3 separate regions of the Homo sapiens genome follow, and all the other regions are linked to region 3. Evidence: chromatin loops called from intact Hi-C (ENCODE). Cell type or tissue: PC-3. All regions are shown on one strand.

Region 1 (8,000 bases), 350 kb before region 3:
GGCCGAGGCGGGCAGATCATCTGAGGTCGGGAGTTCGCGACCAGCCTGACCAACATGGAGAAATCCCGTCTCTACTAAAAATACAAAATTAGCCAGGCATGGTGGCACATGCCTGTAATTCCAGCTATTCAGGAGGCCGAGGCAGGAGAATCCCTTGAACCCAAGAGGCGGAGGTTGCGGTGAGCCAAAATCACACCATTGCACTCCAGCCTAGCAACAGAGTGAGACTCCGTCTCAAAAAAAAAAAAAAAAAAAGAAATTTTACTTGAGCCATACGTTCATGAGAGGTTCTAAATAAGCACACAGATAGTCTATTTCAGCCTTCATTTCCTACAAATGCTGTATATAGAAGCAACTTTGTGTTTCTTTTGTCAAGATAAGACATTTGATTTACCTCCTTATCTTGCATTTAAATTTATTTCACAAGATGGACCTGTTTTCAGGTACCATAAACACCCAGTTCTACTGGGTTTTCTTTGACTGCTGGGGAAACTGTGGACTGTGTCTGATGCACACATTTTATTGCATCTCCCCTGGCATGAGATTCATATACATTGGCATCTTCTCAGAGTGAAGTTGACTCTCTCTGTTTCCCTATTCCAGAATTTCACTTGGCATATGGTGATTCCAAAACAGTTTGAGGCTCATTTTGCTTGGTTTTTGGCAATCTCAGCTCAGCCGGTTTCACTCTGAGAGATCTCCTGTTTGTTCCTTCATGAATGGCCACAGAAGCTTTTGCTCTTGGCTCTGCATTCTAATAGCACCTCCTGCATGGTCTGTGGCAAAGGAATGCTTTGAAATATGCGTCCATACTATGTGGCTTTTCTTGCTGCAGTTTCTGTTCTTTTTTATTGTAGGATCGGGAGACTCACCACTAGAAGACGATGAAGTCGGGTATTCACACCCTAGATATAAAGGTGAATGCTTTGCTTATGTGCTAATGAGGACCTGCTGGTGCCAGGAGAACTTTCCTTTTTGCCTTGTGAAACAGATTGTAATAAAGTGACCAGACAACACATTTAAGTTCTAATTATCTATCAAGGAAAAAAAAATATATATATATACTCCCTTTTTTAAAAAAGGAAATAAAGCAAAATGCATTGGAAATCTCTGAAATGCTGTCTTTCAGCATCCCAATGGTCATTTTATTCTCATAAGTTTCTTTACTGTCCTCACTTCTGCAAAGGCAGCTGTAGCTGATGAAAGTGAAAATCAAGCCTAATTCATACATTACAGCCAGAATCATCCAGAGTAAACCACCTAAGGTCAAATCTGGACCAAGTGCTGATAATGTACTAAGATGAATGGGGAAGGAGAAAACTTGATTTTCATAAGCTCATTTCATCGTGCTCTTTCTGAGCCCAGCATGGCTTCTGAAACGGTATGTTAAAGTATGTTGCTCAAATGAAACTTAATGATAAAGAACTCCATCTCTACATATTCCCAGCAATCCACTCCCCAGCACGTATAAAAAGCCTAAACAAGAACCTTCTGTCCAGACTCAGGTAAGTATGTCCACAAATATTTCTACTGGTGAAACATTTCTCTGAAGCTTAGGGAAACCTGGGAGAAATGAAGGTAAATTTAGAGATGCTTTCTCTCTGAATCTAGTTCCTCTTACAGTGGAGGAAGAATTTGAAAAAAAAAAAAAAATGGTTAACAAAGTTTCACTGCGGCATTTTGCCCTGGAAATTTGTCCTAATTCCTGGGATGAGGACATGGCCCTTGTTTGTTGTGATGTGTCTCAGATACAGGAGAATCAGGGTAGGACTGGACAACTTTTGACTGGAGATGTCCTTCAGTTGTTTTCTACACAAGTGAACAATATTTCCAATATAATGACTGGTGCCTGGTGCTTATGTGCAGGTGTGCTTCCCATCACATACCACATTTTTTTGTGAGATCTGAATGCAAATACTCATTCCTACCTATAGTTTCTATCTCCATAGCCTCAGGAATTAACCAATCAAGCAAAGCACAAATACGTTAATCAGATGCTTGGGGTAAGGAAAGGTTCTAATTCGCAAAACTTCTTAACTATTTATGGGTTTAGATTTTTTTTTCTTTGAGTCCCTTGTTGAAAAATCTTCCTAAAACACATGCATGCACAGATGACCCTTCACATCTACAGCAGGGGTTGCCTAGTGCCCTCAGGTCCTTGTTCTTCACATCCATCTTCACCTCACAGCATTGCAAATGTGACAGGTAGACCAGATGGCCAAAATGTGTGCTTGCCCTAGAACTTACCCTGAATGTTTAAGAATAAATTTTCTTAGGGCATTGTTTCTATTGTCAGTTAAATTGCTTACTGGTAGCAATCATTTCAGTATGTATAAGTATATCAAAGCATCATGTTGTGCGCTTCATACAATAAAATTTAAGTTTTATTTATTTTTATTATTATTTTTTGAGATGGAGTCTCACCCTGTCACCCAGGCTGTAGTGCAGTGGCGTGATCTTGGCTCACTGTAACATCCGCCTCCCAGGTTCAAGCGATTCTCCTATCTTAGCCTCCCAGGTAGCTGGGACTACAGGCACACGCCACCACACCCAGCTAATGTTGCATTTTTAGTACAGACAGGGGTTTCACTATGTTGGCCAGGCTGGTCTCGAACTCCTAACCTCAGGTGATCCACCCACCTTGGCCTCCCAAAGTGCTGGGATTACAGGCGTGAGCCACTGCACCTGGCCAAGTTTTTTTAATTTTAAAAGCTAGAGACAAGCCATTATTAAGTGAGGGTTTAGTTTTAGATCCTGAGGCCCCTGCACAATGTCCAGCACAGAGTAAGTGTTTTTGAATTAAAGTAAAATAAGAAAGAAAATTAAATGTAACCAACATTTACGGTGCTCCTGGTATGTGGCAAGCATGGCTTTTGATTCTTTTGCTTGGAATACCATCATATATTCATATTAATTGAGTGAGTTTGTGATGTATGAGTATGCAGGTCATATATATACATACATTAGTTCCCCCTTATCTGCGGTTTCACTTTCCAAGGTTCCATTTACCTTCAGTCAACCGCAGCCCCAAAATATTAGATATTTTGAGAGAGAGACAGTACATTCACCTAACTTTCATTACAGTATATTGTTATAATTGTTCTATATTATTATTAGTTGTTGTTAATCTTTTATCATGCCTAATTTATAAATTAAACTTCATCATAGGTATGTTTGTGTAAGAAACAAACAGTATATATAGCGTTAGGTACTATCCAAGGCTTCAGGCATCCAATATCCCCCGTGGGCAAAGGGGGAGTACTGTATATCACAAATATATGTAGTACATACAGATTATATTAAAACCCTTAGAGGAAGGAAAATTTATTCAAGGAAGTTCTTTAGGCCTTGTGTGAGCTCCTACACGTTTATATCCACATGGTTAAATTTAATCAGCTCTAGGTTAAGCCTTTAGGACATCACCTTTACCTAGAAAGTCCAGGGAAGATTACTTGAGTCTTGAGTTTAGGGCTCACTTGCAGCTGTCTGCAAAACATGATATGACGAAAGTATTAGCCAGACCAGGGACGGTGGTGCGTGCCTGTAGTTCCAGCTACTTGGGAAGCTGAGACAGGAGGATCACTTGAGCCTAGGAGGCCGAGACTGCAGTGAGCAATGATCATGCCACTACACTCCAGCCTGGGTGACAGAGTGAGACCCTGTTTCTAAAAAAGAAAAAAAAAAGAGAAAGTATTAGCTGAAGGAAATGTGAAGGCAAAACTAAAACAGTGGTCTATGCATAAGACGTGGCCAGAACTGTTGGTTTTTGTAACTGAGAAGCAGTTGGAGGCATATCCTCAGAAGAGAATTCCTGGGAAAGTAAAACAGGGTCTGTCCTCCTTCCTGGCCACATGATGGCGGTCTTACCTCACTCACTGACAGCTCAGGTGCTGGGTTGGAGTGATGAGCCAGGCAGTTGCAGGGAAGTGGCTCCTATTCATGGCATTGAGAGCCCGGCAGGCTTTAGGGAACTCCTCACTGTTCCCCATCAATTGTGGGACAATGGGGCAGTGGCTGCTGTAGGAACTTATCCACCAAGGAGCTAGTGTTGCCCTTATATTTTATGGATCTCAAAGAGAACATTTCAAAAGCACAGCAGGGAGGTTCTGATTTATTCATTTCATCCCAGCTGTGCTTTGGGCAACTATGAGACCAAAATCAAAACACCTGCAACTTTGCCATCTGGGGAGGGTGTCACCCTGTTACGTAAATGGGGCATAACTGGGGACACTTCTCTATGGAGAGCAATTGTTCTGTGACTTTAAGCGAAATTTATATCTTGTTACAAACACCTGGAAATTGTAGCATCATTTAGATTAATGCCAGTATTACAACATTTTAGAGAGAATGTGCATACGGCTCAGACGAAATCCAAATTAACCAATTATTGAATCCCTACCGCTATGTATGACATCAGTTGCCCTTGAAAGAATTATCTAAAAAATAAAAATAAAAAATCTTATGTATCTAGTTAAGGGAAATACTAAAAAGAACAAGCATTTATTGAACATATATGCTAGGTACTGTGCTAGATGCTTGATATGCAATTTTTATTTCGTCCTTGTAACAGCACTATGGCATAAGTATAGATATTGACTCAGAGAGGTTAGCTAACTTGTCTAAGATCACACAGTCAGTTATAGAGGAACTCAGATTCATGTTCAGATATATCTGACACTTAGTCCCATGATCATAACCTCCCTACCCGGAGACACCTAAGAAAACATGGGGCACTAATTGAAGGTCCAAAATTTGGAATGTAGCCAGCCTGGGACAGTAAGAGTAAGGGGACACATTTTCTGAAAGTGTCATTTCATATTTATCTCCTCTTTTGTTTCTGCTACTTGTAGATACCCCGTGGTGCTCCCCCATCAAGGTGAAGTATGGGGATGTGTACTGCAGGGCCCCTCAAGGAGGATACTACAAAACAGCCCTGGGAACCAGGTGCGACATTCGCTGCCAGAAGGGCTACGAGCTGCATGGCTCTTCCCTACTGATCTGCCAGTCAAACAAACGATGGTCTGACAAGGTCATCTGCAAACGTGAGTAGGCCAGCTCTGTGTTGGGTCCTCAGGGATGACCAGAGCCAAAGTTCTTTTGCTCTGAGATTGAGGATTTTCACTGAATATTGATGAGAAAAATTCTCCTTATGATCAGGGGGACACCAGGGGGATTCTAAGATATGGTGGAAGTGAGTTGGCTCCTCTCAGAGAGAATGATATGATCAGCTGTTTGAGAAAAGGGGAGAGAAGATCATTGTTCAGAAAATGAGTTACATTTGTTCAGTTAGTGCTGGATCCTGAAGAGGTGTTGGGGATTTAGAAACAAATAAGACGCACATGGGTCCTGCCATGAAGAGGCTTTAGTAAGGCAGAGGTGTCAACTGGGAGATAAGTACAAGAAGGGTACAAAGTCAGGGACATATGGTAGCAGATTAAAGAAGAGTTCTCCTGGCTGGGCGCAGTGGCTCATGCCTGTAATCCCAGCACTTTGGGAGGCCGAGGCGGGTGGGTTGCCTGAGCTCAGGAGTTCGACACCAGCCTGAGCAACACGGTGAAACCCCATCTCTACTAAAATACAAAAAATTAGCTGGGTGTGGCAGCGTGCATCTGTAATCCCAGCTACTCAGGAGGCTGAGGCAGGAGAATTGCTAGAACCCGGGAGGCGGAGGTTGTAGTGAGCCGAGATTGTGCCACTGCACTCCAACCTGGGTGACAGAGCAAGACTCCATCTCTTAAAAAAAAAGAAAAAAAAAGTGTTCTCCCAAGGAGTGGGGCTTAGGGAGGCAGGAAAGAGTCACAGAAGAAGTGATGCTTATTTATGAAAGTGAGTGTGCCTCAAGGGAGAAGCTTAGAGGAGCAGCATTTCAGGGGCTGGCTTTTAGCTTCATGACAAGTCATACCTCATTTGGAAAATTGCAAGTGGTACAGCATTGTTGAAGCACATTTTAGATGTCTTTGGTATTCAAAACAGCCACCACTTTTTGAGCGCTTATGGTTTGCCAAGAATTTCACATACATTTGATTTTTACAGTAACACTATCAATATGGGTGCCATTATGTTAACTTCATTGTCAGGGAAACTGAGGTTTCAAGGCTGCAGCCATGTCATCGAGACTATGCAGACTCTGCAACTGGGTGACTGTAGTGGACAATCTGCTCTACCCAGATCTCCTCGATGCCTTTTACTAGTTGTATGTATCCAGTACCCAGCTTCTGAGTACTTTGCTCTTAAAGACTTGGAACTTCAACCTTATTCAGAAGACTGCTCCTTCAGAGGACTGATCCCACTCGCTCTCTCTCTCTCTCACTCTCTCACTCTCGTTCTCTTTTCACAAGAGAAAGCATCTCCTGTGAGCAGCCTGTAGCTGCCCAATGACTGACTGATAAAGAATTATGAAAGCCCAGCTTCCTTGCCTGGGGGCAGGACAGAATGAGCTGTCATTCACACTCCAGAGCTTCCCTATGGGATCAGGCTGCTGCTGACTTTGCCTGAGATCTCATCTTGCCTGGATTTCTCCCCTTCCCTGTTCTGCTTTCCTCACCCCCTCACTAGTCTCCCTGGGAGCACTTTCTTACTAAACCTCATGCACATAAATCCGTATCTCAGAATCTGCTTCTGGGGAGCTCAACCTAAGATAGTGGCTTAGCTGGGTTGCCAACCCAAGCCAGTGTGACAGGAAACTTTGTGTCTTCTGTGTGACATAAAACCATCCATTGTTTCTTAAATTCCATTTGTTTTATTTATTTATACAAAGTCGTGTTCTTGTTGCCCAGGCTGGAGCGCAATGGCGCAATCTCAGCTCGCCGCAACCTCTGCCTCCTGGGTTCAAGCGATCCTCCTGCCGTAGCCTCCCGAGTAGCTGGGATTACAGGCATGCGCCACCACGCCTGGCTAATTTTGTACTTTTAGTAGAGATGGGGTTTCTCCATGTTGGTCAGGCTGGTCTCGAACTCCCGAAGTCAGGTGATCCACCTGCCTCGACCTCCCAAAGTGCTGGGATTACAGGAGTGAGCCACTGCGCCTGGCCTTCTTATATTTAAATTAACTTTTCACCTCATGCTTTCAGAGTTTCTAGACTCTGAAATGAAACTCTATAGACAAAAACTAAGAAATGCTGAATATCTGATTTTCTCATTTTCAGAAAAGCGATGTCCTACCCTTGCCATGCCAGCAAATGGAGGGTTTAAGTGTGTAGATGGTGCCTACTTTAACTCCCGGTGTGAGTATTATTGTTCACCAGGATACACGTTGAAAGGGGAGCGGACCGTCACATGTATGGACAACAAGGCCTGGAGCGGCCGGCCAGCCTCCTGTGTGGGTAAGAAAATGCCACAGCCCTTAGGAGGCACTTGCTTTGGGAGGAGCAGGGGGTGTTCACATCGTGGATTGTAAAGGGAGCATCACTATTCCTCCTGTAAGGCCTAAGCATGCAACTTTGCTCTCAGTAGCATCACTGGTTCTCTGGCTCAGCCCTAGATCTAACCTCAGTGTCTATCCTGGAGCTGACTTCGTAGCTGATGGCTTCCATCTGACTTTTGTCTTTTTCTTGGTTTGCTATTGAGGCAACTACAGGCTGGCAGAGATGTGGCATACTCCTGCTGATTTTAGTTCGGGGGCCTGAGCAAAGTTATTGACACTATAGGGACAGTCCAGTAGAGAACATCTATGTGTCTTTCAGCCCCAATGTAGCTTCTTTGTCATTGACTCTGGTGGTCAGCAAGCACTCAATTTGTTCAGCTGGAAGGGATTTGGATATTTTGCCTTACTCTGGGTTTGTTGGGCAGTGAGTGGTTCCCATGGTGTGGTCCTGGGAGCAGAAGCAGCAGTAGCATCTCCTGGTCTAAGAATGCAAATTTTTACCAACCCACCCCCACCACCTGCTGAGTCAGAAACTTTAGGGGTCAGGCACAGCATTTTGTTTTTTAATGAGCATTCCAGGGATTGTGAGGCACTCAAATAGAGAGCTACTGATCTAAGGCACTGCTTCTCAAACTTTA
Region 2 (8,000 bases), 330 kb after region 3:
ATACATTTCTGGTTTTCATAAATTATCCGCTCTGTGGAAGTTTGATATAGCAGCATGAACAGACTGAGACTCCAACGCTTGTTTTTGTTATTTGTTCCAGTTGTTGTTTGCTGGTTTAGTGACTTTGTTGAACTCATTTTGTAACATCTGTATTCTTTGTCATGTGTGGCCACCGACATCTCATTCCTGTTATTGTAGTGGTCAGCTTGTGAATTGAAAGAGTTCTTATCTAGAACCACCCCTCCTCAACAAAACAAAACAAAACAAGAAACAATCCCCTAGTTTTCACAGATGGGCTCTTTGTGCATATTAGAACACACTTTCCTTTGGGAGGCCAACGTGGGCGGATCACAAGGTCAGGAGTTGTAGACCAGCCTGGCCAACATGGCAAAACCCCATCTCTACTAAAAATACAAAGAAAATTAGCCAGATGTGGTGGTGGTCGCCAGTAATTCCAGCTACTCGGGAGGCAGAGGCAAGAGAATCAGTTGATGCAGAGGTTGCAGTGAGCGGGGATCCTGCCACTGCACTCCAGCCTGGGTGATAAGAGTGAAACTCTGTCACCACCTGCCCCGCCTGCAAAAACAAACAAATAAAAAACACAAAAGTAAACAAAAACAAACAAACAAACAAAAGAAAGAACTTTCCATTTTCAGCTTGGCAGTATACAGCACAGCCATAGCTTTCACTTCCTGCTTGAGGGTAACCTGAAGCGCCCATCACAGCTGGGTGTTATTTAACTCACCAAACCAAAAAGCTAGGTGTGCCCAGTGGTACAAGGTGCGGGGTGCTGTGAATTAAGCAACTGTCTGGGTGAGGGGGGAGGGTATATATCCATGTATGCTGATAACTCCGTAAAATAAATGTATATAAGGATATACAGAAACCTCCCCCTCAAAAAACAGGGACAGGGAGAAGCCTTCATAATATACCCTTTTATATGTTTTATTTCTGAACATTGTGGATATATTACTTCTCCCAACACTTAAAGAAATTCATTACTCCTGGGAAGTCAACAAGAACAGGTAACCTTTTCTAGAATACTGGCTATGAATTACAGCATGAGATAGCAGCCAGTTAGAGATGCAGACAAGGTTTATGGAATTGTGTGTTTAGTGAACATGGAGAGTGAAATTGATCATTAAGGGCTGGATGCAACAGAGAGAACACGGACTCTGAGTCTGAACACCTGGAAGGGTCATGTACACACACACAGACACACACACACACACAAAACGCACAAACCTGCCATTTATTTATTAAAAAGATACGAAGAGACCAATTCCACAGGTCTGTTGCTTAAATAAAGTCTCCTATGGCATGTGGAACAAGGAATTGAGATGACAGCAGAACAGAAATGATGCAAAGACATTACCTCTTTCTGAAGCCAGGTGATTCTGACTCTATCACCTACTAACTATAAGGTTTCAGATAGTGACACTACTCTGAAACCATTTTCTCGATGTAAAATAGGGGAGATCCATGTCTCACAGGGTTGTTGTGAGAAGGACACAGGCAATGTCTGGAAAGCACCTGAAATGGTACCTAACGTAACATGCGCTTGACAAATACTTGCTATGTAAAAGCAAGGAGAAAGATGCATTTAATTTTTTCTTTTGTGAAACTTTATTGCAGTATACATGACAAAATATATATATATATATACATATATATATATATATTCAAGGTATATAATGTGATGTGTTGATATGTGTATACCTTGTAAATGATTACCAAAATCAACCCAATTAGCATATCCATTACCTCACATAGTTGCTTTTTAGTGGTGAGAACACTTAATATATACTCTCCTAACTCTAGGATAGAATACATTATTATTAACTATAGTCATCATGCTGTACATTGGTTCTTCAGAACTTTTTCAACTTACAACATGTGTGTACCCTTTGAGCAGAAAAATGCCTTCTCCTTACAGTCTTTTTATATCAGATGAATCATAACAAATAGAATATCTACAAAGTAGCTTAAGTAGCAAGGCTAACTGCTGTTATTTATCAGGAACCCTGGGGCATATTAAATGTCAGAGTTTATACTTCTGACTCAATTATGACAGGGCTCTACACTGGGTTCTGCAACTCCCTTGGCCTTGTCCTCATGGATACCAAGTGGCTGTTTCTGCACAAAGATCACATCTCCATACCAGCATTCAATCAGCATGACAAGGATGAGGTGAAATTATTATTTTCACAAAGTGCTGTCATTTATCAGGCAAGTAAAATTTTATTAGAAATCCATGTTATTTCCATTTATGTATTTGGTGAGAACTCATTCATCTGGCAAACTCTAGCAGCAGGAAATAGTAGGAAAGCAAATATCTTGAAAGAGAAAAACAATTTTCACGATTCATTTTGACTAGTTATTATTTATCCCAAGACACTGTCAACACCATGACTCTTAAAACTTCAATGTTCTCTTACTAAGGAAGAAAGTATAGAATGGCTTTTGTATCAGTAATGGATAGTGTCTGTCATAATCTCTTTTCTGAGATAATTGATTAAATCATGAGCATATTAGATTAGATAATTCAGGCAATTGCTTTCTGCCAAAGAGTAGTGGTGGTAGAAAATGTATGAGAAAGCTACAATAAGCATTTTGGACAGTGAAAGACCATTGAAATGTTAAAAATCTCCGGTGAATATTTTTAGGTAAATTTAGGGTCTGTTCCTACAGATACTAAATATTTTAGTCTTTGCATGTCATATAGTCTCTGTCTCATCTACTAACTCTGACTTTGCAGTTAATACCCAGCAATGGGCAATATATCAATAAATGGGCATGGCTCCGTTTCAATAAAACTTTATTATAAAGACATGGTTGGCTGAATTTGGCTTATAGGCTATAGTTTAACAATCCATGGTATAAGACAGACCAGTTTGTGATAAAACAAAATGGACAAAATTGTGTCTGTGTCTGTGTGTGTGTGTGTGTGTGTGTGTGTGTGTGTGTGTGTCTGTATGCAAAATCAATGGAACTGAGAGGATTCCAATTCACTTTAAATATTTTCAAATACAATAATGTTGAAATTACAATAAAGTTATGTTATGTTTGATCCAATACTTGCATGAGGGTATGACTTAGTGCGTTTAAACAGCAACATCAGTATTATTTTCCAGCTCCCCAAGTGTCTGCTCAGGCTGCCACAACAAAATACCATAGAGTGTATTGCTTAATAGAAACTTATTTCTCACAGCTCTGGAGGCTGGAAGTATGAGAACAGGGTAATCACATGGTTTCTGGTGACAGCTGTCTGATTTGCAGATGACCAACTTCTTACTGTGTGCTCAAATGGCATGGCAGAGAGAGAGGGAGAGAAAGAGCATGCTCTCTGGTGTCTTTTCTTGTAAGGACTATCAGACAAAGGCTCCTTCCTCATGACCTCACCTCATCTAAACCTAATTATATCTTGAAGGCCCCTGTAGTGTGAAGGGTCCCAATCAGCTTACTAAAAGGTTTATTTCTGCTGCCCAAACCCTGAAGGCCAGGCCATGAGCCAAGGCCATGTTGCCCAGCCAGAGAGCAGGTGTCCCTGAGAACTCAAACATTCCAGACAGTATCTGAGAACCTATCAAGAAAAAGTCTCATCGCTTAAACACAGTAAGCAAGGAGCCAGAAAATTAGCTGAAAAGTACTTTAAAAATAATAAGCGGTGCAGATCTCTACAGCTGTCCTGCTGTTGTCCCGGAGTGCCTCCTATGTGAATCCTAATAATCTCATCTACTCGCCAAGCTGGACTTCTCCAAGTCATTTCTTGATCTCTTAGCTCACTCCCAGTTTGGGGGAAGGTATTTCTATATGATTCCAGGATTTTCTCCTTACAGCCCCATCTTCAAATACTATCACCTTGGAAGATAGTGCTTCAACATATGATTTGGAGGGTACATGAACATTCAGTTGATAGCATTCTGCCCCTGGGGCCCCCAAATTCATGCCCTTCATGCATGCAAAATCCATGCTTTCCAACCTCCCAAAACAACCCTTATTTCTTTGAGGACCCAAACAGCCTTTGTAGAACTAACAAATTAGCCACAAGATTAGAAATTATGGCTCAGGAGTCATGTAGTCAGAGGTCACAAGGCTCATAACCTCCCTAACTGCTTCTATAGATAGCATCACTATTGTAAAACTTAAGACTGGTGTGCAAGACCCTTCATTCTGTTGGACCAGCTGGTTCCACCTGGACTGGTAAGCTGGTTTAACTGGTCTTGTGATCTGACCCAGGAACTGACTTAGCACAAGAGGACAGCCTCAACCCCCATGACTTAATCCTTGACCCAATTAATGAGGATGACCCCTTCGCTAGCCCCCACCCACCAAATTATCATTTAAAAACCCTAGTCTCTAAATTTGGATCACAAGCACAGTGTTCTAGGAGTAAATTCAAGGGAAAGCTGGTTGAGATAGAATAGGGGTGTGGGGGGTGTGGAGTATAGCACAGAAAGTTGTCACAGCACAACCTTCCTCCTGTCTTGGGACTGAGGTGTGGGGGGTAGGGAAAACAGCCATGTACCCTCCTGAGTCCTGGAGACACCTGACAACCAAACAGCTTCTAAGGTTTTTTCCTTCTCAGTATGCAGGGCAACTTGGTTACTAGACATGCAAGAGAGACCCCCAGTGGCAACGTGTAGAAGTGAAGTATTTTCCCAAAGCATAAAGACCACAAAGAAACATAAGGGTAGAGGATGATGGCTTCCAACCCATTGTCTTTATCAAACTAATGCAGGGACAGAAAATCAAATACCACATGTTCTCACTTATAATTGGGAGCTAAATGATGAGAACACGTGGACTCAAAGAAGGGAACAACAGACACTGGGGCCTACCTGAGTGTGGAGGGTGGGAAGAGGGAGAGGAACAAAAAAATAACTATTGGGTACACGGTTTAGTACCTGGATGATGAAATAATCTATTCAACAACCCCCCATGACAGCAGTTTACCTATATAAAAACCTGCACTTGTTCTCTTGAACCTAAATAAAAGTTAAAAGAGTAGAGGATGATAATGGTGATAAACCATGAGTACCACATAGTGAACATACACTGTGCCAGGCATTGCTCTAAGTGATTTACATGTATTAACTTATTTAATCTCAACAACCCAATGGGGTTAATGCTTTTATTATCCCTATATTACATATGGAGAAACTGAGGCACAGAAAAGTTAAACAACTTACCCAAGTTTACCTAAAATGAGTGGCCAAGATGGGATTTGAACCCAGGCAATCTGAGGTTAAGAAAACACTACACCATATTTTCTCTCCAAAACAGAAAATTAAGAAGTCCCCTCAGTCAACTTAAAGTTTGAAACACTCAAAAATTAATGCTTGCTCTCTTCTTTCTCATATCCACAGGAGAACAGTCAAAGGACATATATATTTCAGTAGGTAATAGCTGAGACAAAGTCAGAGAATTCAGAAGTCCTTACAGCAGGCAGAGAAAGACCTACAGCGAGAAGACCAAATTTGACTAAGATGAGTAAAGGGACAATAGCATTTTCTGTAAACTGAACTCAAAGTGCCAGAATCCTAATTTTTAAGAAAAGTGTTACAGTGCACTCATATGGAAATGTGTAAGATAATTATTGCACTGCTAAACTTGTTTGTATCTTAATAAATGCTTATATGGTTTGACTGTGTCCCCACCCAAATCTCCTCTTGAATTGTACTGTCATAATTCCCACGTTTTGTGGGAGGGACCCAGTGGGAGATAATTGAATCATTGGGGCGGTTTCCCCCATACTGTCCTACCAGTAGTGAGTAAGTTTCACAAGATCTGATAGTTTGATAAGGGGAAACCCGTTTTGCTAGGCTCTCATTCTCTTGTCTTGTCTGCTGCCATGTGAGACATACTTTTCACCTTCCACCAGGATTGTGAGGCTTCCCCAGCCACGTGGAACTGTAAGTCCATTAAACCTCTTGCTTTTGTAAATTGCCCAGTCTTAGGTATGTCTTTATCAGCAGCATGAAAAACGGACTAATACAATGCCCAAAACAATCCACTAGCTTTAAAATGATGCAAGCTACCCAAGTGTCTCTGACTAAAGTATATATTCTGTAAATTTTTGACTTTTACCTTTGTAGCCCACAAAAGAAACAAGATTTTTTTGTTTCTTGTTTCTTTGTAACTTTCTTTTGTGGCACAGAAAATAGATGTTTTTAAGTATTTTTCAACAGACATGGACAATGTTATGGTTTACATGGATGGAGGTTTCCTTTGGTCAAATAGAGAGTAGACTGAGAGAGGAGAAGAGTTTTTAATGGGGAACAAGAAAAAAATCTTAGACAAACAGGTGTATCATTTCCATATGGAATCTTCTTCTGACTAGGAAATAATACCTTTCTATCCATAGCCATAAAGAAAAGGTAAAAGGCGAACTTTTCTCTATATCTTGAAAGGAGAAACCAGAGGCCACATTGAGCTTCACAGGAAGAGGATGATTTTGAGATAAGCTTGGGGGCAGACATTGGGAATAAGCTAATAAGCTTGGGGCAGATAAAGGTCAAGGTGGGACCAGCAACTCTCTGGGTGTTCAAACACATCAACCATCCTCTAAATGTTAGCTGCCCCGCACTTTGGACTAGATTTCTCATACTCTCCCTTATAGTCTCTTTCTGGTGAGGTCATCCAATCACATGACTTCAATACCGTCTATAAAATGTCCCCCATATGTCTACTTCGAAACGTGACATTTTTGCAGCTCCTTGATTCACATTTCCACTTGGATGTCTAATGAAAATCTGACTTTACATGGCATGCATTCCCCGCTCCTCCACCCCGGGGGACCCATGCAACCATCCCCACGGGAGATAATAACACCATCATCAACCCAGGTGCTCAGGTCCAAACTTCAGAACTTACATTATATTCCCCCTCTCCCACTCCTCACCTCCTGTCCATGAGTAAAGTTTGTCTCCCTTTGTCGAAAGTCCATCTGGAACTGGTCGACCTCTCTTCATTTCCTCAGCCACCATCACAGCTCAAGCTGCACTAGTCTCCTACCTGGATCGGCTATACTGGCTCTGCCTGGTCTGCACCTTCAACTCTCTGCCACCCCTCTACATTCTTCAGAGCAGACAGTCACTGCCTTGACATTTGGGGGCATTTATTCTACTTTATATTTATTCTACTTTATATTCAATATCACAAATTTGACCTTCAGCTTTGACCTTATGTTTTTCAGTCCTTCTTTTGAGCTGTTTTTTTAACCAGTTTAATGGAAGAAATGGTACAGTTGAAGGGCAAGATGCAGGAAGTCACCCCATATCTGTGGGGAAGGCAGCCTAAGGCTCAGTCCCATTATCCGTGTCACTCAGGGTGAGCTTGCCAAAGAGGTACTCTGCCATACTGTCCCCCAGAGCCCCCATCTTGCTGCCCAGAAGCAAGAATACTTAGCAATTGCATGTTTTAAAAAGATAACTTTTCATGTCAAGTTAAAGACTATTATTTTTATCCCCGCCCAATCTCATTCCCTTCCCTTCTTCTCCAGAGGCAACCGCTAGGATGAATTCCATACCATGTTTTATACCATACCATGCATACACACCCACAGATACCATGGCCCAAGACAGCACGCCCCACCCGACCCCACCCACCCCACACATCTCACCCCACCCTACCCCACCTCACCCCACCCCATCCCACATGCCCTCAAAGTTTATAAGGGGAAGACTAATGTATTTTCCAGGGGCCCATAAAATACCTTTCCCTTCCACCCCCGCAGATCCTGAGCTGCATGCAGATGGGGCAGGGCTGAATGGAAAGACTGCTGAATACCTACTTTAAACCTGCATGGGGATGTGCCCTGATTCCTAAAAGGTGAGAGTGCTGCAGATACGCATCAGCTGGACACCTTTATTGCTTTGAGAACAGATAACTTTATTGCCAACAACGGTAAAACTGAGAGGAGAAAAATGAAGAGAATGTTCTGAAAAGGGAACATGGACGTCCCGCCTGGTGGCGCGAGCAGGGGAAGGCACCCCGTG
Region 3 (8,000 bases):
ACCTCTGCTAAGCATTCCTGTGGTGGATAGTGGCCTGCAATAAATCTCTTCTCCTGGTATTCATGCCCTTGTGTAGTCACTTTCTTCATTGACTCTGAACTTGGACATATGACTTGCTTTGGCCAATGAGACATATGATGAAAAAGCAAAAGTTTATTTACACATTGTATTTTTCTCTTTGTGTTCTTGCATCCTTGTCTCTTGGAATGCTCCTCCTTGGAATCTGTTAACCATACCGTAAAGAAGCTCAGGTTAGACTACTGAATGAAGAGAAGTCATCTGAAGATGGACTCCAAAGAATAAAAAGCCACCTTTGGAATTTCTACCTCCTGCCAAACTCCTAGCTAAATGCAGGCACATTAGTAACTCTGTTACACCATGTGGAGCAAAAGAATCTTCCAATTGACTTCTGCCAATCCATTACGTTTTGAGGTTGTTTGTAATACAGAAACAGGAAACAATTTCACAGACTTGCACTGGTAAAAATTAGGTCACTAGCTAGAAAGAATACAGGAAGAAAAAAAAACAAAATTAAGCCACATACCCAATATTGAGCCAATCTCTTAATCTGGAAATTCTATTCATTGACTTTCTTAAATTTGGGCTCCTGAATGATTCATTGTAGCAAGGATAGAATCACATTTAGACCAGAGAAGCATTAGTTTTCCCTAAAGTATATCAAAGATATGGGAGAGCATTAAATACTTAAACAAAAATCAGAGTACTTTTAATGAAAGGTAAGGGGAGTGTTGGATGCTGGCTAAACTATCAGCAATGTAGGCTGGGAGTGGTAGCTCATGCCTGTAATCCCAGCCCTTTGGGAGGCTGAGACTTGAGGATCACTTGGGGCCAGGAGCTCAAGACCAGTCTAGGCAACATAGTGAGACACGGTTTCTACAAAAATTTTAAAAGTTAGCTGGCTGTGGTGGTGTGCACCTGTAGTCCTAACTACTAGGTAGGCTGAAGCAGTAGGATTTCTTGAGTCAGGAGTTTGAAGTTAGAGTGAATGACACTACTGCACTGCAACCTGGGTGACAGAGTGACACACTGTCTCTTAAAAACAAAACAAAACAAAGAAATACTCTCTCACATTATTACTGAAATGTATAGCCATCTTGATCTAATTTGTTTTCCCTCTCGTGATAGGTGTACCAGTATAAGAAGTGTTTGACTTTCTCCTTAACTTTTGTATTGGTTTCCGATTGCCACTTAAACTTGGTGGTCTAAAACAACACAAATTTATTCACTTACAGTTCTGGAAGCCAGAAGTTCAAAATGGTCTTACTGATCTAAAATCAAGGTATAAGCAGAGATGTGTCCTTTCTGGAGCTTCTAGGAGAGAATCCTTTTTCTTGCCTTTTCTACTTTCTAGAGGCTACTTAAATTCCTTGGCTAGTGATTCCTTCTAGCACCCTCAAAGGTAGCAGTGTAGTATCTTCAAATCCCGTTCCTTTCTGACCTCTGCTTCCATCATTTCTGACTCTGAGCCTCTTGTTTTCATATTTCCCTTATTAGGAACCTCGTGATTATATTGGGCCCACCCCAGATATTGTCCCTATACTTAATCACACCTGCAAAATCCCTTTTGCCATGAACATATTGACAGGTTCTGAGGATTAGAATGTGGACATCTTTGTGATGGTGGGGGGTGTATTACTCTGTCTACTACAATTTTATTATCACATGAGGCTCAATGTCAGTGGTCTCTCATTCTAGGTATCAGATAATAGGGAATAGTAAGGACTGTGATAAGTTGGATAGCACACAATTTAGAAACAAGGGCTCAGGGTTAATCTTCCAGTTTTTTCAAAAAATCCAGAAATATCAATTATGATGCACAATCTCTCAATTTCAAAATTTCCATATTTTAGAACATGGTGTTTGGGTTTAAGGAGGTCCAATCAATAGTACATCTCTTTCCTAGTTTAATTCTGAATCAATTGGGAGACAAAGATAAAGATAGCTTCAAATAAAAATATTACCTTTCTGTTCCAGAATGGAACTTATCTCAGGGCAGCTAGTCTTTCTAATGTTAAACTCCAGAATTTGAATTATTGCCCAGTTGAAGGCAGAAACGTGCTCTGCTGGTGAACCAGCTACAAAGAAAAAGGGAAAAAGGAGCCATTTTACCTCTCATGGAAGGAGTGAGGAAATAAAGAAATATCAGGGGTTTTATATGAATTGATAAATCTGTACATAGAGAACGACCTGAAAGAAAACATCACAAGTTGGGGATTAAGCACTGTTCCTTTAATGCTTACCACTGAGTCATATTTTTTTACACACTCTGTAGCCCAACATTATACAGGCCAAAAGAAACATGTCTGTGGGTCACATGTAGCCCATGGGTCATTAATTTGTCGGCGTTTCATAGCTCCTGCAGATTTAGTCTTCTAGTAGCCCCTCTCACTCTACCCCAGCTCCCTCTATTGATTGGGCCATCTGGTCAGACATTGCACTTTTTCCACCAATGGTCAACCGACAAAGGGAAGGAAATGAAGCCAGCTATCATCTGGACTTGAGGCCCCATCAGAACGTCTGGGTGCAACTGCTATTGTAGCAAGCTTGGTAATGTAAACTAGGGAGTTTACATGGACAGAACTAATGTTCTATGAATCATTAGCGTAGTCTTTCTAGAGGGCAATTTGGCAGCATCTGTCAAATTTTTAAGTGCTTATGTTCCATGACCAGAGTATTAGAGATCTATACTACAGAAATAATAACATGAGTGAGAAAAAGAAAAAAAGCAAAGAAGAATTTTCTTTGTAATAACAAATTTAAAAAATGAAAACAACTTTAAAGTGTCCACCAAAAGGGGAAGGGATAAATAAATTATGGAAAAGTAAAGATGAAATATCACTTTTTATTTTATGTATTATATGATTTGAAATAGTTAAACAATTACATATTAATTTTTAGTACTTAATTTAAATTACACAATACATGATATTGTTTTTCAGCCAAAACATCATGATATAACAAAAGCCTAAAATGCCCCTTGCCCTTCATCTTGTCTTCTCTTTGTCCCCCACCTTCCCATGTACTCCCATGAGGTAAAATATACTGTCATTTTGATGTATAAGATTCCAGGCTTTTCTGCACATTTACATGAATAAATGAATGTATTTTTTATTGTAAATAATATATATGATTCTGCAGACTGCTCTTTTTATGGAACAGTATGCCTTGGGGATTTTTTTTCATGTCAGTATATACAGACTCACCTTGTTGAGTTTAGCTGCCATACTGTATCTACAGTATGGATAGGACACAGTTTATTCATTTTCCTATTGATGAACATTTAGGTAGTTTCTACTGTTCCACTCTTACAAAACAATGCTGCTATGAATATCTTTGTACAAACTTCCTTGGGTCCATGTATCCACTTTAGAAGTGAGATTACTGGGTTATAGGATGTATACCTTTCAAATCTTAATAAATAGTGTTTCTTCTGTAATTTAAAAATAATACTTTGTTTTAAGAAGCGAGAAAACAATATTCTTAAAAATAGCAAGTGGCTCTCTCATGTACAGATATACAATGTATACATATATAGCTAAAGAGATCCTGTGCCAGCCCTTAAAATTATCATTCTAAAATGGAATTCATTGTGAATCACAGCTTACCCCCCAAAAAAGCACAACAGTCATACACACTGGGCCTACTGTTTTTGGCATGCTTGGGATATAATACCCGCCGTTCTCTTTACATATACTTATGGGTAGTGTGTGTGTGTGTGTGTGTGTGTGTTTGTGTACATGCAAGCATGTGTGTGTGTGTGTCTCTGTGTGTGTGTGTTGGCACATGTGTGCTGTATAGAACTTGCAACAGGGTTTCTTCTAGATGACTCGTCTGAACCACAGCAATTTCTGTGGAAGTTGGAAGAAAATTGATGAATGTAAGAGATATCATGGAGTTGGAATCCCCTGGAAATCATGATTGGTAGGTCTAGGCAGCCAGGCACAGAGCAAAACTAAGGATGTCATGAAGTTTAGTTTCTTGTTTGCTGAGCTGAACGAGGTTTGTTGAACTATCTAAAACCACAGGGAGCACTGTTCACTGGGGTCAGCTTCGTCGATGCTGATAGCTTTGTCTCTTTGCTGCCAACAGCAGCATTTGGTAAGGTGTAAGAAGGCCTGCATTCTAGTCCTGGCTCTACCTCCAATTGGCTATGTGATCTTGAAGTAAGCATTTCACTGCACTTAATTCATCTATAAAATGAACAGGACCTTTTTCACCTTTAATATCATGGACTAGCAACTCCAAACCAAGAATTGAACAGACATTTAGATATCTGTTACACATACCTAAATCTATACAAGCTTGCATGTAACAGATATACAATGCTAAATTAATTCTTTTCATCTGTGCAGGATCTATTCTGGTATTTTTTCTTCAAGAATACTTGTTGTAAGGTTTTGCAGAACTAAAATGGGACAAATAGAAGTGAATCCAAAGATGATGTAGATGCTTCCAACAAGTGAAAGCCTGAAGTGGGAAAATTTGGGATGCCCAGACTCATAGACTGGAAGGGGATAGAATGAGAAAGAATCATCATAAAGTTGTAGAATCCCAGACTTTAAGGTTGCCTATACAAACCTCCAAGCTTCAACAGATATCAGTTCTACAAACACACCTGGCAGATGGCTATGAAAGGAGCTTGTTTGTGGTCTGGACTGGGGGGTGTGTTTTACAGCAAAAGGTAGCTGTCAGGGTAATGTCTTCCATTCAACTGGTCCCCTTTAATGCTGAACTCAGAGTAAGGCAGCACGGACATGTTTCATGAAAAAGAAACCTTGGGAGATCTTTATGCTAAAACACACACACACACACATGCACTGCACACACATGTATGGTTGGTACAGGCTTTGAAAGATATTACCTTGAAATTATTGTTTTGTTTTATCTTCAAAGACTTTATCTCTTCATGCAGTTTAGCTGTGTGGCCACCAGGGGACAGAAGGATGCCATTGATTGTATTGTGAATGTAAGCCTCGAAGTTTGTGCTCTCCCTAAGATTCAAAATGATGGCTCTCTGCTCATTTTGACCCCCTACCCAAGATATATAGTCACATATATCCAGCTTTTTCTATAAAACGAATGCCTTTGCTAAGCTGATTAAAATATGTCAAACTTTAAACTCATCATGCTGGAACCACATTTCCTAGGCCCCTGAAAAACAGCAGCAGTCTCTGGTTTGTAGCAACTCTTTTTCAGAGAAATCACTGGAATTCCAATTCCTTCTGTTTTTTTAAGGTCTCTCAGCTGTGTCTCATTTGGATTCCTCAGTGGCCTTTCCAAGGCCTCTTTTAGCCTAACTTCCCAAGACTCATTCTCCTTTGCTGGTCTCTTTCTACAAACGCAACATGGGGTTAGGTCAGTAATTCATGCAGTAAATATTTACTTTGTATTCACTGTGTGCCAAAACAAGCCCAGGCTCTCAGGAAACAAATAAAACTTTTCTGTCCTACAGCTTACATTCTAGTGAAAAGGCAGACAATAAACAAATATGTTCAGATGGCAATAAGTGCTATAGAGAGGTAATAATAAGAAATAGGAGAGGGAGATTGGGAGTTATTCAAGGAGGGGATGGTGGCAGGGCTGCTATTTTAGATGGTACTGTCAGAGCATATTTCTCTAATAAAGATGGCATTTCAGCTGTGACCTGAAGGAGGTGAGAGAGCAAGCCACATATTCCAGGAAGTTGGGGAGGGGCACAAATGTAAAGATCTTAAGGTGGCACTAGTTTCAGTATGTGTGAGGGGCAGCAAGGTGGCCAGTGTAGCTGGAGCTCAGTGAGAAATGGAGAGAATGATGGGAAATAAGATCAAATAGGTGACAAGAAATCTGATCTTGTAGGACCATATCTGTGAGATGATGCAGCTCTGACAGTTTTGAGCAGAGGATTGACATGGTCACTGTGGCTATAGTAAGAAGTGTGGGAGAAGGGATCATATTCTGGAAATGGCTTGAAGGGAAAGTTGACAGGATTTAATAATGAATTGTATGTGGTAAGTATGAGAAAGAAGAGTCAGGGGTAGGCTAAATATTTGGCCTAAGCAAATGGAGTTTCTATTTACCGGGACAAGAAAGACTTGGGGACAGGCAGTGAGGTAAAAAAGAAAACTAGAATAGTGTGTGTGTGGTCCTGAAAGCCAGGTGAAGAAAGTTTTGCAAGGAGGAGAGAGTGATCATCTGTGTCCTACACTAATGAGGTGGATGGCATCCCTTCTGGCTGTAGCTGTCGCTACAGGTGTTACTTGCCTCACAGACTCACTGACATTGCTGTGCTTTTCTGCCATGTCAGATACTTGCTGGATTGGGAAATGGTCCTCAAGTGTTAGAGACAATTCCACATGACCTCAAAACATGATGGTCCTCTATAGTCTGTTCTCAGTTCCCAGTTTCCTGGAGCTCAACTAGTTAACAGACACCTGAACTCTCATCCTGCATCAGGGGACAAAGGGACACACTACTCAGTGCTGCATTCAAAAAGCTCCTCTCCACCACACTCTGTTCAGCTTCCGGAGCAAAGTCTGTGAGAGGACCCCAGCTTTTTCCTTTTATAGTGGTTCTTTTCCACCTAGAATGCTGCCGGGGGTTGAGCGTCTACCTCAGCTCTCCCATACAAATCCTAGGGCGTCAAGCAATACTGCCTGTTTCATGGCCATTAAACCTTCATGTCCAATCTACGCAGATAATCCCAGGCACTCCAGGACTCACAGTGGCCCTAGACATACAAGCTGTACTGCACTAAATTAAAGAATCGTGCCATAAGCATTTTGCTGAGTAAATGGAATTACTAAAATAGAGACATGTTATTCTCACCCAATTTTTAGCTGTTTGTTTAACATCATAACATAATTTTGCTTTTATATACTGTCACTAATTAAAATTTAAGTTTGAAATTATCATTCTCTTCCAAGATCAGTTTTTGAGATAAACCCCTACCCCTTCTTCCCATCCCAGTCAATTTTATTATCTCCATTCATTTACCATGACTCTTCATAAATATCTTACGAAGGTATAGGGTAAGCTTAGGGGGAAACACGTTGTCCAGATTCAAGTCCTAACTGATTTGTTTCTTAGATGCATGACATTGGGAAAATTGCTTAATATCTCCATGACTCAGTTTTCTCTCCTAGAAAGCACAGATAATAATTGTTGTGAAGATTAAACAAGATGAAGTATGTAAAGTTCCAGGCACATTGTAGAAGCAAGAAGATAGAGTCCATCTTAGCTTGGGTCCATAAGAAAGAAAAATGTTGGCCCCAGTCAACATGCAATGATCACATAATGTAGCAATAAATAAGCTCTAGTTGCTTTAAGCCATTGAGATTTTGGGGGTTGTTACTTCAGCAGAACCAGGTGCTGACTAAGTAAAACAGAAATTGATACAGTGGCTAGGGCATACTATAACAAAATCTAAAATGAGTGACTTTGACAGAGTGGTAGGTTGGTGGGTGTTAAGGAAACATATTGAAGACTGAAAAGATGAAGATCCCTGTTAAGCAGAGGCAAAGCATTTGTTATAAATGTTGCCTATAGTCACTTGGGAAGAAAATCATGTGCCTATTGAATGTGTAGATTTGGAGGGAAAGATGGAAAACATAATGCTAGTAGTCTGTTGTTTGCTGTTAACTGAGAATTGACTGGCTTGACAGTAGAAATGATGGAAACGTCTCAGTATCAACTAAAGTTTATGGACTTTGCACATAATGCTGTGACAGGTTGGAAGAGCTTTGAGATTGCCCCCTTGACAGTAGGTATACTATCAAGAAATGAAGAAGTAAAGCAAAAGGAGTAAACACAAGCCAAATCATGAAATCTCTTTTAAGCCACATTAAGGAGTTAAGTCTCTTTCTTGAAGCAGCAGGAAGCCTTCAAGGGTTTTTGAAACAGGGATGACATGAGTGGCCTGGAAATGAATTTCTTATCAAAATTTAGAAGAGGCTAACATCTTATAAACAATATATGTGCACAAATCAGATCATGCATAA

The links. Peaks named below come from ENCODE experiments on the same cell type or tissue, not always from the same donor. Only the 100,000 strongest peaks of a DNase experiment are listed, where the experiment ranks them.
Region 1: it touches region 3 in a loop (4-fold over the local background); 11 of 110 quality-filtered maps call a loop at or near these places.
Region 2: a loop joins it to region 3, with 9 times the contacts of the local background. A loop is called at or near these places in 39 of 110 quality-filtered maps.

What each region holds. Positions count from the first base shown.
Region 1 is chrX:38,171,202-38,179,201 of GRCh38, reverse strand. SRPX (sushi repeat containing protein X-linked) reads left to right here. Exons shown (of 10, transcript NM_006307.5): 2 at 858-917; 3 at 4,851-5,042; 4 at 7,145-7,321. Among named protein-coding and RNA genes, the nearest start is that of SRPX, 46 kb to the left of the region's middle. In PC-3, a CTCF peak has its summit at 3,842 (motif pointing right); a DNase peak (open chromatin) is centred at 3,871.
Region 2 is chrX:37,492,575-37,500,574 of GRCh38, reverse strand. It overlaps the pseudogene FTH1P19. Among named protein-coding and RNA genes, the nearest start is that of LANCL3, 75 kb to the left of the region's middle. In PC-3, a CTCF peak has its summit at 4,610 (motif pointing left); no DNase peak of the experiment used is centred here.
Region 3 is chrX:37,822,378-37,830,377 of GRCh38, reverse strand. No RefSeq gene overlaps it. Among named protein-coding and RNA genes, the nearest start is that of DYNLT3, 21 kb to the left of the region's middle. In PC-3, a CTCF peak has its summit at 4,950 (motif pointing right); a DNase peak (open chromatin) is centred at 4,957; H3K4me3 peaks cover 355 bases; H3K27ac peaks cover 431 bases.